2 separate regions of the Homo sapiens genome follow, and region 2 is linked to region 1. The links are chromatin contacts, found by Hi-C or POLR2A ChIA-PET in ENCODE. All regions are on one chromosome and are shown on one strand. The core of a region is the stretch at or near the end of the contact, and the rest is flanking DNA. Distances in the headings are between cores, read along the strand shown. Region 1 overlaps ABLIM1 (actin binding LIM protein 1). Region 2 overlaps ABLIM1 (actin binding LIM protein 1).

What was found. Hi-C counts contacts between places; a loop is a spot of excess contacts on that map. ChIA-PET counts read pairs that join two places held with the same protein, here RNA polymerase II (POLR2A). Pooled maps may share reads with other maps.
Region 2: POLR2A ChIA-PET joins it to region 1 with 12 read pairs in MCF 10A. The contact joins two enhancer-like sites. A Hi-C loop is called at or near these places in 5 of 168 maps with a recorded cell type or tissue (Calu3, aorta, ascending aorta and 2 more), 4 of 37 single-sample maps with no recorded cell type and 4 of 50 pooled maps. POLR2A ChIA-PET finds 5 or more read pairs at or near these places in 5 of 52 experiments (MCF 10A, Panc1, WTC11 and 2 more).

The regions. Positions count from the first base shown.
Region 1 is chr10:114,571,674-114,577,674 of GRCh38, forward strand. ABLIM1 (actin binding LIM protein 1) reads right to left here. Exons shown (of 23, transcript NM_002313.7): 3 at 3,743-3,926. Among named protein-coding and RNA genes, the nearest start is that of ABLIM1, 84 kb to the right of the region's middle. Within about 2 kb of position 4,243, at least 5 of the 41 ENCODE cell types and tissues checked have a DNase peak (open chromatin) inside an H3K27ac peak, as active enhancers do.
Region 2 is chr10:114,646,371-114,652,231 of GRCh38, forward strand. The region is part of intron 1 of ABLIM1 (actin binding LIM protein 1); the gene reads right to left. Among named protein-coding and RNA genes, the nearest start is that of ABLIM1, 9.0 kb to the right of the region's middle. Within about 2 kb of position 2,166, at least 3 of the 41 ENCODE cell types and tissues checked have a DNase peak (open chromatin) inside an H3K27ac peak, as active enhancers do.

The DNA.
Region 1 (6,001 bases), core at 2,993-5,492:
GGATATTCCAGCAAGTGATCTAGCAGGGCACACAGAACAGTAAGTTTCCAAATGGAAAGTCCTTCATGAAAAAATATTTTAAATACCATGAATTCCCAGTGAAGCTTAAGGCCCTGCCCCAGGAGACCTGGCTACAGGTCAAGCAGTAAGCAGTGGGTCTTTCAGTTCCCTGGGACCGTGCCTAGACCTCTGTGATGATTATGCAGGATTAGACTTTGTGCTGGACACCTACATGGGTGAACGGAACGTTTCATGGTGCTGGAGACCCAGTCCCTTATAAACTGGGAGAAATGGGACAGGCTGTAAATATCTGTTTAAGAATTCATATTAGCTTCTTTTCAGAAAGACAATTTCTCTTCATAGTAGATATTCATCAATAGCAGCACATTTTGCAAAAATATTGCCTTCTGCATGTAGATAATCAGTTTCTTCTCCCAGGTCACCAGGCAGAGAGCCCTTTAAACAAGTCATTAATGAACAGACATATGACAGTTTCCATGCCCACTCACTTGCCCTTGGCCTATGTACCAATAATCTTCATTAAAGTGATTTTTCAAATGTGTGATGCTGCCAATTAGGAAACGTGAAACTCACAAGCTGAACATCACCACAAATCTTAGTTAGAAGCAATTACTTAAGAGCAAGTACCAGCTTTTTGACATTCATTTTTACTTCCACAGCTGCTACATTCCCTTTAAGTTGCCCCTCAGTAGCCTAACAATTGGCAATTAACTGTAATAAACAACATATAGGTAAATTTGGAGTTAACCCCACAAATGTGGCTGGCTCCAGTCATCACAGAGAGTTTTAAATTCTTACACCCTTACATTTTAGAAGTCCCGAGGAGAGGTGGTGTCCTCTCCACTTGTGATGCTGTGTCACTTTCGGCAGTACAGTGAAGGCTCAGAGAGGTGAAGTGACATGCCTGGACTGACCAGCTAGGGAGATCAAGCCATAGGCAGGTGCAGATGGCATCCACCAACTTAGAACTTGTTTTATTTTTAAGAATCAAAAATCACCCTCTGCTGGATGCCAGTAGCCCTACTGCTTCACACTCATTAGCTAAACCTGAACAAGTCTTAAATCTGTTCTGTAAGGAGGGAGTCAGGAAGTTAAGGATCCATTCAACACAACACGCACAGGTTCTTTTGCCTCCGACCAGGCCAGGAGTGGACCCAGACACAGCGTTTAAAGAGGCACTCGTGCTCCGTGGCTGACCCTGCACTTGCAGGACCCTGAGAATAAGTGCCCTTTACCTGTTGCATGCCCAGAGGCACCTCGCTTACCCCACCCAAGCCCAAGCCTTCCTTCCCATCCAAGCTTATTATTTTAGACCCAAGTCCCACACGAATCCTCTATGGGACAAGCCAGAATCCAGTTCTCAACTTGGGCTGGGCCTTCTGAAGGGTGGGTTTTGTTGTTTTGTAAATGGCCCTTTTCAGTAATTTCCTCCCTCCCTATATCCTCTGCCCATACTGGATAACTTCCTTCTTTTATTTGCATGAATGTTTATAATAGAAAGAGACCTGGATTTAGAGTTAGAAAACCTGAGTTCTAACGTTAACTTGGGAATGTCCCTTAAACCGTGAGCCTCAAAGTCACTCATAAATAGAGATATTAACTCCTGGTTCCCTTCAAAGAATTGCTAAGAGGGTGAAATTAACTTCTGTATGAATATAACTTCTCAACTAAAAAGGAGGCCCCAATTCAGACAGAATTATCGTCATTCGGCAGCAGTAGAGGCAGTAGCAGTAAGTGCTCCTTTGCTGGCTCAAATGTCCAGGGACAGGGCCATAGTTAATAAATCGTTTTTTATCATTATACCAACTTCAAAGCAATGACCTCTCAGGGTCAGGATCAGAAGGGCTCTTAGAGTTTACTGGGAACACGGCCTTCCAACCTGGCTGACTGACAACATACATGAGAACCCTCCAGAAACTACTAAATTAGCATGCAGGTTTTGGGGGAAAATAGGCTAGAAATTGATCTTTGTGGAGAGACTCCCATCTCTAGTCCACTCCCACCCATCCAGGAGATTCCAGTGATGAGCGAGGCTTGAAAAATGACTCGCATCTAGTTCACAGCTTCTCATTCTAAGGTGGAGGCAATTGTCTGGAAAAAGCTAAATCACATAGGTCTCAATTCAACCTGGGAAGTAAGACTGGGACTTGGGGCTCCATGCCAGCCCAGGACTCTTAACCAGGCTGTGTGCCACAGCCTGAAAAGGGAAAAATCAGGGCAGAACTTTGCTTTTGATTAAATACAGAAAAATATTCAGTTCATTCATCCAGAATTATTAAATTATGATTTAAAAAAATGAAATAGAGAAATGAGCTAATACATAGCTATAAAGTTATTTAAATAATTTTATTATGAATATTTTGTGTCTTATTATGATTTATCAGTATTATCTTGTTAATTAATTACACAATATTGAATCTTCCCTTCTAGAGCTTACATCTCTCTGGCTTAGAAACATACAATGCTGAAAAACAGACAACACGTCTCCTCTGAATTGGGGTTTTTAGAAAGGCATAGCAAATAGATCTCCACTTGAAAAGGCACTGGATTGCAAAATTGCCAAATTAGAATTGATCAATAAAGCAGCTGACCCTTGGTGGTGAGTCTCCTAGTTACAGGAATCAAACCTATCTTAAGTTTTATAACATGCAGACCTCAAAACACAAAAACCACAAAAAGCCCCACATTTTCCCACTCACACTTCACATAGTTTTCTTGTTCTCTGACTGATCATTTTATTATTTATTTTATTTTATTTTTTTTGAGATGGAGTCTTGCTGTGTCACCCAGATTGGAGTGCAGTGGCACGATCTCGGCTCACTGCAACCTCCGCCTCCCGGGTTCAAGCCATTCTCCTGCCTCAGCCTCCCAAGCAGCTGAGATTACAGGCACCTGCCACCTCGCCTGGCTAATTTTTTTGTATTTTTAGTAGAGACAGGGTTTCACCATGTTGGCCAGGCTGGTCTCAAACTCTTGAGCTCAGGTGATGTACCTGCCTCGGCCTCCCAAAGTGCTGGGATTATAAGGGTGAGCCACCACGCCCAGCCTGACTGATCATTTTAATCAAGCTGGTTTGCACAGTTAAGATACAACCTTGGTAGATGACAGATACATAGAGAACAGGGTTGGCAAATATTTCCCCCCAAAGATGAGATTGTAAATTTTTTAAGACTTTGCGGACCATATGGTCTCTGTCGCAATGACTCAACTCTGTTGTTGCAGCGTGGAAGCAGCTATAGGCCACACACAAGTGGGAGTGGCTGTGTTCCAATAGAACTTTATCCACAAAAACAGGTATCAGGCCTAATTCAGCCCATGGGACACAGTTTGCCACCGCCTATTATAGATGAAAGAGACCATTTTAAACACACACACATGCCTAGGAATTTATACTTCCAAATAAGCTTTATCCTTCTAAGCAGTTATGCCATTTCCCCCTGATGTTTTTATTGCTCCAAAATGTTTTGAGACCCAGAGCTGCTTTCAGAATTAGTTTCAATCTACTAAAAATCAGTCATATTACTTTGTAGAGGACATCACACATACAGTTTCCAACTAATCTACTTTTTTTACTAGGACTGATAGTACAGTAAGAAAGAAATCTAAGGATAAGAGTATGTGCTACTCAAGACAAAAGGTGTATAATCCAACCTTTAACAGCCCAAACCAGCATTTCTCTGTTGGAGGAAGGTGTAGGCTTTGGAAAGATAGGCTCACTTACTTGCAGATAGTACAAGCAAAGCAATTGGGATGGTAGGTCTTGCCCAGAGCAGTCACCACTTCGCCCTCCACGAACTCCCCACAGCCATGGCAGCGTGTCCCGTACATCCGCTGGTAGTCCAGGGTGCAGAGATACTCTCCGTTCTTTATGAAGAAGCCCCCTTGTGCCAGGTCACAGCCACACACTGTAGAGAGACAAGTTCACATCTGGTCATTATCTGCCACACTGCCGGGCAGCACTGCCTTTGAGTGAATACTGACTGGTTGCTCACCCTGTGATCTCAATGGTTTGGGGCTAGGGAGGGGATGGCTACAAAGAGCTATTTATTATTGGGCTCTGACCCTCCCTTTGGGAGCTATGCAATATCTCATACAAGTAAAATCCACTGGCTAGGTCTCAACAGCTTTTGTGATATGTCTAAAATTCTGAGATAATCAAACAGTCTTTGATAGAAAGATACCCTTCATTCAGGCTGTCTCAAATATGAGCAAAGGTGTCCCTGGCAGTGTGCTATTTAGGAAAGGTGCCCACTGCCTGCCCACACAACCACATGGTTTGGGCCAAGATTGTTAGGAGTTGAGTAATAAATTTCCATTATACCAAAGGCAGTAGCTGAAATTTCCGATAGCTGTATTTTTTCACACTCTGGAACTACTTTCCACTGCTACGAAAAATTCAGATGTTTCATTTTTTCTTTGTGCAGTAAATAGAATAAGCCAATTATTTATATATTATAGAGAGATAAAAAACAAACAGGCAAAAGAGGAAAGACCTGTTATTTGGATGCTTTATTGTGTCTGGATTTTGGCATCTCCTTCCGACTGTGCAGCTGTGGATTAGGGAGATGGTGCAAACAGGCAGTGGGAGCTTGGGCCTGGTCTACGTGTTCAGACAAGACCAGAGTAGGTCACAACAATTTGTCTGCAAATAAAGCCTAAAGCAGTCCCTGACAGTAAAGATCTCTCTCTGCCAAATGGCTGAGAAGCAACAGCCAAAGCTGGAAATCTCTGACCCTAACCTTGCTATCCCCAAGGTCAACTGATTCCAATTTATAATTCCTTAGGCAAAGAATCCAGGATTCTTCTTGATTATTTGGTATTCAGTTGGGGTGGGGACAAGGTGAGTTCAATCAGTAAATTGCTTTCCTAAGGACCTGCTCGAATGCTCCCAGGGTTCATCTGCTGAGTTCCCATGACTCCTTAATTCATCTAGATGAACTAGGGCTTCAGTAAGGTTCTGATGAAAGTCACGACTCCCCCACCTTCAGTCAGGACTCTTCACTAACTACAAGCTACGGAAGACGTTCAAGGTGATCCAAAACCCACAAACAAACTTTCCATTGTGGATTCATCAGTCTTTGTTTAGATCAACACTCCACAGCCATGACCTTCTTCTTTGCAATTTACAATTAAGTAACCCAAGATTATGGCCTGAGTCCATCATGCCTGAAACTGACCACCCTATAAATACTCCTGTGATCATATTATCTGGAAAACAGCTCATTCACCACCTGCTGCCTCCTCTCACCTGCCAACCTCTCCTCTGCCCCCACTGTTCTCCCACCTGCTTCTTCTTCCCCAGATGAGTCCTGTGGGTCAGGGGAACCCACGTGTGGATTGGCCTCATTCTGATTGCAAATTCCTTCAGCAACAATAGGCAGTCTGGGGGTAGCGGGTCACAGAACCTTAGAGTGTTTTCTTCAATATCTGTCTATGTGCAGATCTTATTTTTCTACAAGATGGCAAGGTATTTGAGGGGTGAGAGTCTTCTTTTGATTCTTCTTCAGGAACCTAATTGTATCTAATATAAAACAGGAAACACAATGTTTGAAATAAACTGAATCCTGCCTGAAACTTGGCAGGTTCCCACTGATTTCACTCCTCAGTGACATCAAGTTCTGATGACTCAGTTATTTTTCCAAACTTAGGATTTCTCAAAGCCCTGAGAAGTGACACAACAATGCATCCAGACTACTGGTAATTCCCTAAATTCTCTCCTCCAGTCAGCTATGGCTTAAAAATGCAGAGTCGTTATACAAAGATGTGGTGTCAAAAGGGTAATCTGGTGGCAATACACAAAAAATAGATTGAGATAGTTTCAAAGCTAATTCTAAATGTTTTAGAAATTATTTGTATTTACTGCTTTCTTAGGGCACCTGTCTGCAGCCTTTTCCAGATCACATGGTTTTGTGAAATTGACATATAGTATCCTTTATTAATAAAGTCCTAGTTTCTGTGAACATAACATAGCCTTAAAAAA
Region 2 (5,861 bases), core at 916-3,415, 73 kb after region 1:
AATGAAGAGAAACAAATGAATGTTGACCCATTAATGAGGCTAACAATATTTACTGAGCATCTGCAATATGCGAAGTATCACCTTCAAGGAGCCACAAGTGGTATAGAGATCAAAGATACCTAAACTAAGCCCTCAACAACCTTACATCTAAGTAGACCAAACAGCACAAGGACCTAAATAACTCTAAAACAAGGCAGAAAGGGATTGGAATCAGAGATACCGACCAAACGGTATGAAGATTCAAAGGAAGGAATGCTTGCCGCTCAGCAAGAGAGATAAGGTGAGCTTCAAGTCTAATGTGGTCCTCACGACTACAGGAGGAGTTACAGGAGGTTGGCTGGGCTCAACATCTTTTCAGCAGCTGCTGCCACATATAGAAAAATGAACTGGATCACTCTTGGTATGTAGATATAGAAGTTAACCAGGAAATGTGTTGGATCCTGTTTGCATCTTCTTTAAACTCTTAAAATAGACCAATTGAACCACGATCTATGTGAAATCAAGTTCAGTTGAAGTATTACTAAACAATTAACTTCACTTAGTATTCCCATCATGGATAGCACTGGACCAATTGGTGACCTCAAAGATTAGACAGTTTTTTAAATTAATTAATAAATTAATTAATATTTATTTATTTATTTTTGAGACAGGGTCTCACTCTGTCACCCAGGCTGGAGTGCAGTGGCACGATCTTGGCTCACTGCAACCCCTGCCTCCTGGGTTCAAGCAATTATTGTGCCTCAGCCTCCCAAGTAGTTGGGATTACAGGTGTGTACCACCATGCCCAGCTCATTTTTTTGTATTTTTAGCAGGGACAGGGTTTCACCATGTTGGGCCAGACTGGTCTTGAACTGCTGACCTCAGGTGATCCGCCTGCCTCGGCCTCCCAAAGTACTGAGATTACAGGCGTGAGCCACCGTGCCCAGCCTAGGCAGTTATTAAGTAGCCACTGCCCCTATAATGCCACTGGCTACCAAGTGAAGATAGAGTCTGTGCCCTTTAGGGAAAAGAGCCCAAGGAAAGGATAACAGAACATATCCAGCTACACACTAGAATCACATGATAGCACTTCAGGGAAAAGACCAATATGAAACAGAACTGGGAATTGTCCCACAAGGACAGCAAATATTAAACACCCCAGAATATTCTAGTGATGTCAAAAATGACCTTACAAAATGATCCAGGTCATGATGGACAGAAAGGGAGCTGGCTGAGCGCTAGCTGTGGCCCTAGCTATTTGACTTTTCTTCCCCAGCTCATCTTTATCCCAGGAGATCCTACTCTATGGCATGAGAATTCTCCCTCTCCACTTGGGCTGCAGACAAACCTTTGTGAGCTAGATTTTTCTGGGCTCTGTGAGTCATAATGTCTCTGATGTCCTCTGATTAATTTTGGTTGTTATCTATGGCCACAGAACTTGGATGAGGAAAGACTTCTAAACAGCAAACAAACAAAACTTGGGGGGCCACAGTAAGTCACTTACAGAAAGTGAATTTACAAGCCAGCTAAATGATTTCTCAAAGTAAAGGCCCTACCTTTCTTTATATAATGTTTGCAGACCTTTATGTTGTAAAGATAAAAGCAGTTTTGAAGATTAAGATATAGGATGTAAATAGAATGTACATATAGGATTTGTGTACATATGGGAAAACTGGTTATTTCACTTTGAGGGAATAGCTTTAATTTAATTTGAAATTGTATTAAGTGGTGGGAATGTAAAATGGTATAGCCACTGTAGAAAACGGTTTGACAGTTTCTCAAAAAGTTAAACAGAGAATTATCGTATGACCCAGGATTTCCACTCCTCGGTATATACCCAAGGGGACTGAAAACACGTTCACACAAAAACATGTAACAAGTGTTCATAGCAGCATTATTCATAATAGCCAGAAAGCAGGAACAACACAAATGACCATCGGCTGACGAAAAGATAAAGAAAATGTGATATATCCCTACAATGGGATACTATTCAGCCATAAGAAGGAATACGGTATTGATAAATGCTACCGCCTCGATGAGCCTTAAAAACATTATACTAAGTAAAAGAAGCTAGACACAAAAATCACAGGTTACATGATTCCAATCAGATGAAATGTCTGGAATAGGAAAACCCACAAACACCTAAAGGAGATAAGTCGTTGCCAGCAGCTGAGGAATGTGAGTCATCAGGGATGTTTTCTAACGGGCACAAGGTTTCTTTCTGGGCTGATAAAAATGCTCTGGAATTAGATAGTGGGATGGTTGCACAACTTCGTGGTTCTACTAAAATGCACAGGCTCGTAAATGTTAAAGTGGTGAATGTTATGGTGTACTACATTACATCTCCATTTTAAAATGTATGAAGTACCTTTACTTACCAAGCACTGCGTTATAGTCTGAAGAAACCACGGAAACAACTGTCCTGCCACTAAGGCACTTACTACCTGGTAGGGAGACACGCAAACAAACAGATACAAATAGCCAAGCATAGAGGTGCTTGGATGGGCATTTGTGTGGTACACAGCAGAGCCCAAAAGAGGAGAGGTCTGGAGAGACTCCACAGGAAAGTTTCACCCGAGCTGAATCTCCAACTGAACTTAAAAAAAAAAATTAATAATCCTTTGGTCTTCTCATGTAATATCAAACAGGGAGAGAGGAGAGCTAGGGTCTTAATCTAACACTACCCTCTGATTATACCATAGACCTTAGGAAAGTCATTTACTTCTCTGGACCTCAGTCTCTTACTTCCTACAAAAGTAAGGTGTTGGCTGGGCACGGTGGCTCACACCTATAACCCCAGTGCTTTGGGAGGCCGAGGCGGGCAGGTCATTTGAGGTCAGGAGTTCAAGACCAGCTTTGGCCAACATGGTGAAACCCCATCTCTACTAAAAATACAAAAATATTAGCCAGGCATGGTGGTGCATGCCTGTAATCCTAGCCACCCAGAAGGCGGAGGCACAGAGAATCGCTGGAACCCGGGAGGCAGAGGCTGCAGTGAGCCAAGATCACACCAGTGTGCTCCAGCCTGGGTGACAGAGCAAGACTCTGTCAAAATAAATAAATAAATAAATAAATAAATAAATAAATAAATAAATAAATAAATAAAGGTGTTGATATCAAAGGTTTATTTCTACCTTTGAGAAATATCTAGAATCCTCGTGCATATCATATCATAGTCTATCTAAAATCCTGACATACTTAAATCCTGATTCTGCAAAGGGTTTCTCTAGTGTATTCTGGGTGTGCTGCTTTCTGAGATTGAGAAAGGAATCTTCCTGCTGGCTACCTCTACACGCCCTAACAAACAGCACACAGACTATGCTTCCTTCCTGTTGGCAGCCTTCATCTTCCACCCCAGGGACAGAATCACCCATCTGCTGACCACGTATTCACCTTATATTACCTTCCTACTGGTAGCCTTCGTCTTGTAGTCCATAGACAAATCAAGCCTGTGCTGGCCACCTGTCCACCCCAATGAGTAACACACAATCCATATCCCCCCTCTTTTTTTTCTTTTTTTTTTTGAGACAAAGTCTCACTTTGTTGTCCAGGCTGGAGTGCAGTAGTGCTATCTCGGCTCACTGCAACCTCTGCCTCCCAGGTTCAAGCAATTTCCCAGCCTCAGCCTCCTGAGTAGCTGGGACTACAGGCGCCCACCACCATGCCAGGCTAATTTTTGTATTTTTTAGTAGAGACGGGGTTTCACTATGTTGGCCAGGCTGGTCTCGACCTCCTGACCTCGTGATTCACCCATCTCGGCCTCCCAAAGTGCTGGGATTACAGGCGTGAGCCACTGTGCCCAGCCTCCACACAATCCATATTCCCTTTCTGTTAGCAGCTTTGTCTTGTACCCATGGCCGTCACAGGTCCATGGCTGATTTGCCAAGTTAACAGGAGTCCATCCATAATAATCAGCACTGGGTCATGCCCCAGAATCATTAGGATCAAAGGATGGGAAATCAGGGATTTCTTTGAAAGTAAGCCACTCTTAGTAAGATTCAAATTTGTTTAAAGCCTGGATTAAAACAATGCCAAACAATAAACTTAAACAGACTGCTTTACCCTCTGACTTTAAATAAGATTAGTTTTTAAGTACATTTAATTAAAACGAATGGGGCATTGCAGCATATTTACTCACTCAAGGAAGTAATTTACATGGGAACATTTCATGTGAAAATAGTTACTTGCCCACATTCCTAGGACTAAAAATAAAATAAACAAAACAAAAAGCAACCATCAATAAAACAAAAAAAAAGCTGGACCAAGTAGATTCAGCCAGTGGAACTAGGTGAAAAGTGTCTTACTTCTACCTTTTTCTTTCCACTCTCAGATCATTGGGCTATTTTCCTTTTACTCGTATTTTGGGTAAATCATATCTATTTTACAGCTCAAATCGCAAATCCTACTTTCTCTTTCCCTTCAGTGATATTTCTTTCCTTTGAAAACTAATTGTATTTGTTATCTAGACAATTATTCAACTTCTCACACATTTGGGTGAGAAGAAGAGGGGGAAGTATTTATCGAGCTCCAACTAAATGCCAGCATTTCTAAAATACGTATTTTCTCTTAGGGCTCATAATACCGCTGCAATGTGGGTAGTATTATCCACATTTTATATACGAGAAAACTAAGGCTCGGACATATTAAGTCACTTGCCCAGGTCACAGAACTGCAAAGAGCAGAGCTGGACTTTGAACTTGGCAGCGAGGTCTGACCCCATAACCCTGAATTTGCAACCAGTTTGCTTTGCAGCTTCTCCTGGCCTCAGCTACTTGAAGGCAGGGGGACAATTTAATGCCGAATTGTATTCTTCGAACATAGTGATTTGATTTCTGCGAACATTCACTCATTCATTTACTCATCACTCACAGCTTTTTTTCCATGCCAGGTACTATAATGGAATAAAAATAAGAGCACAGCTCTCTCCTTGCCCTCAGAGAGGACCTCAGTGTATGAAAAGGGAGAAGCTTATAAACAGGCAACTTGAACAAAGATGTGCAGAGGATGCTATGAAAACACAGAGGAGGACGAGGCAAGAGGTAAGATCAGGCCGGCCCAGAGGAGGAAAAGCTTAACCTGCAGCCTGCTGGGCCTCAGAGAAACTGGGGAGACTGTGCCAGGCAGCAGAATTGCACATACAAAGAGAGGCCCAACGTGAAAGCATCCTTCAAACATCTGTGACAAAGAAGACTGATGCGGGTGTTTGGGGGTTAAGAGTGGGACGTGATAGAAAGGCTTAACCGTCAAGAGCTTGAAACGTATGATTCTGGGAAATATGATTAAACTAATGGAATGAGAAGCCTAGGGAATTGAAAAGGGGTTATTGGTAACTATAAATAAAAAAAAAATGCAAACTATCTAATGCTTTCCCAAATAGCTGAAACCTCAAATCCCTCTCCATTCATGCCCTTGCAAGATGTAGAAGTAACTGGCCACCACCTATCATCTCCATCCTCAGGAGAACAAAAGTTAAAGTAAGACTGCTGTTTGGGGGGAACCATATCCCATCAACAAACCGGATGAGGCCCTGGGGACCCAGCATGCTGGAGGAACAGGAGGCCACAACACAGTGTGTCTCCTTGCCAGCAGCAGATGCCGGTCACTACTTTGCCTCTCAAAGTAGCCTAGTCAAAGCCATCAGTCAGGAGAGCGGGTCTGAGGGCAGGAACCACATGCTGGTCCTTCTTACCAACTTTCCCAGGATGTATTTTTTATGGCTAGCTCAAACACTTCTCTCAAATGTAATAGAGGGCCTTCACAGCTGAGTTTCAGGGTTTGGAGAGAATTAAAACCTTTTCCCTGACACAGACTCTCAATGTTACCAGGAAGATGCTATAGAAAAGCTCCACAGCATCTTGAAGAATATGCTGTCTTTTTGACAA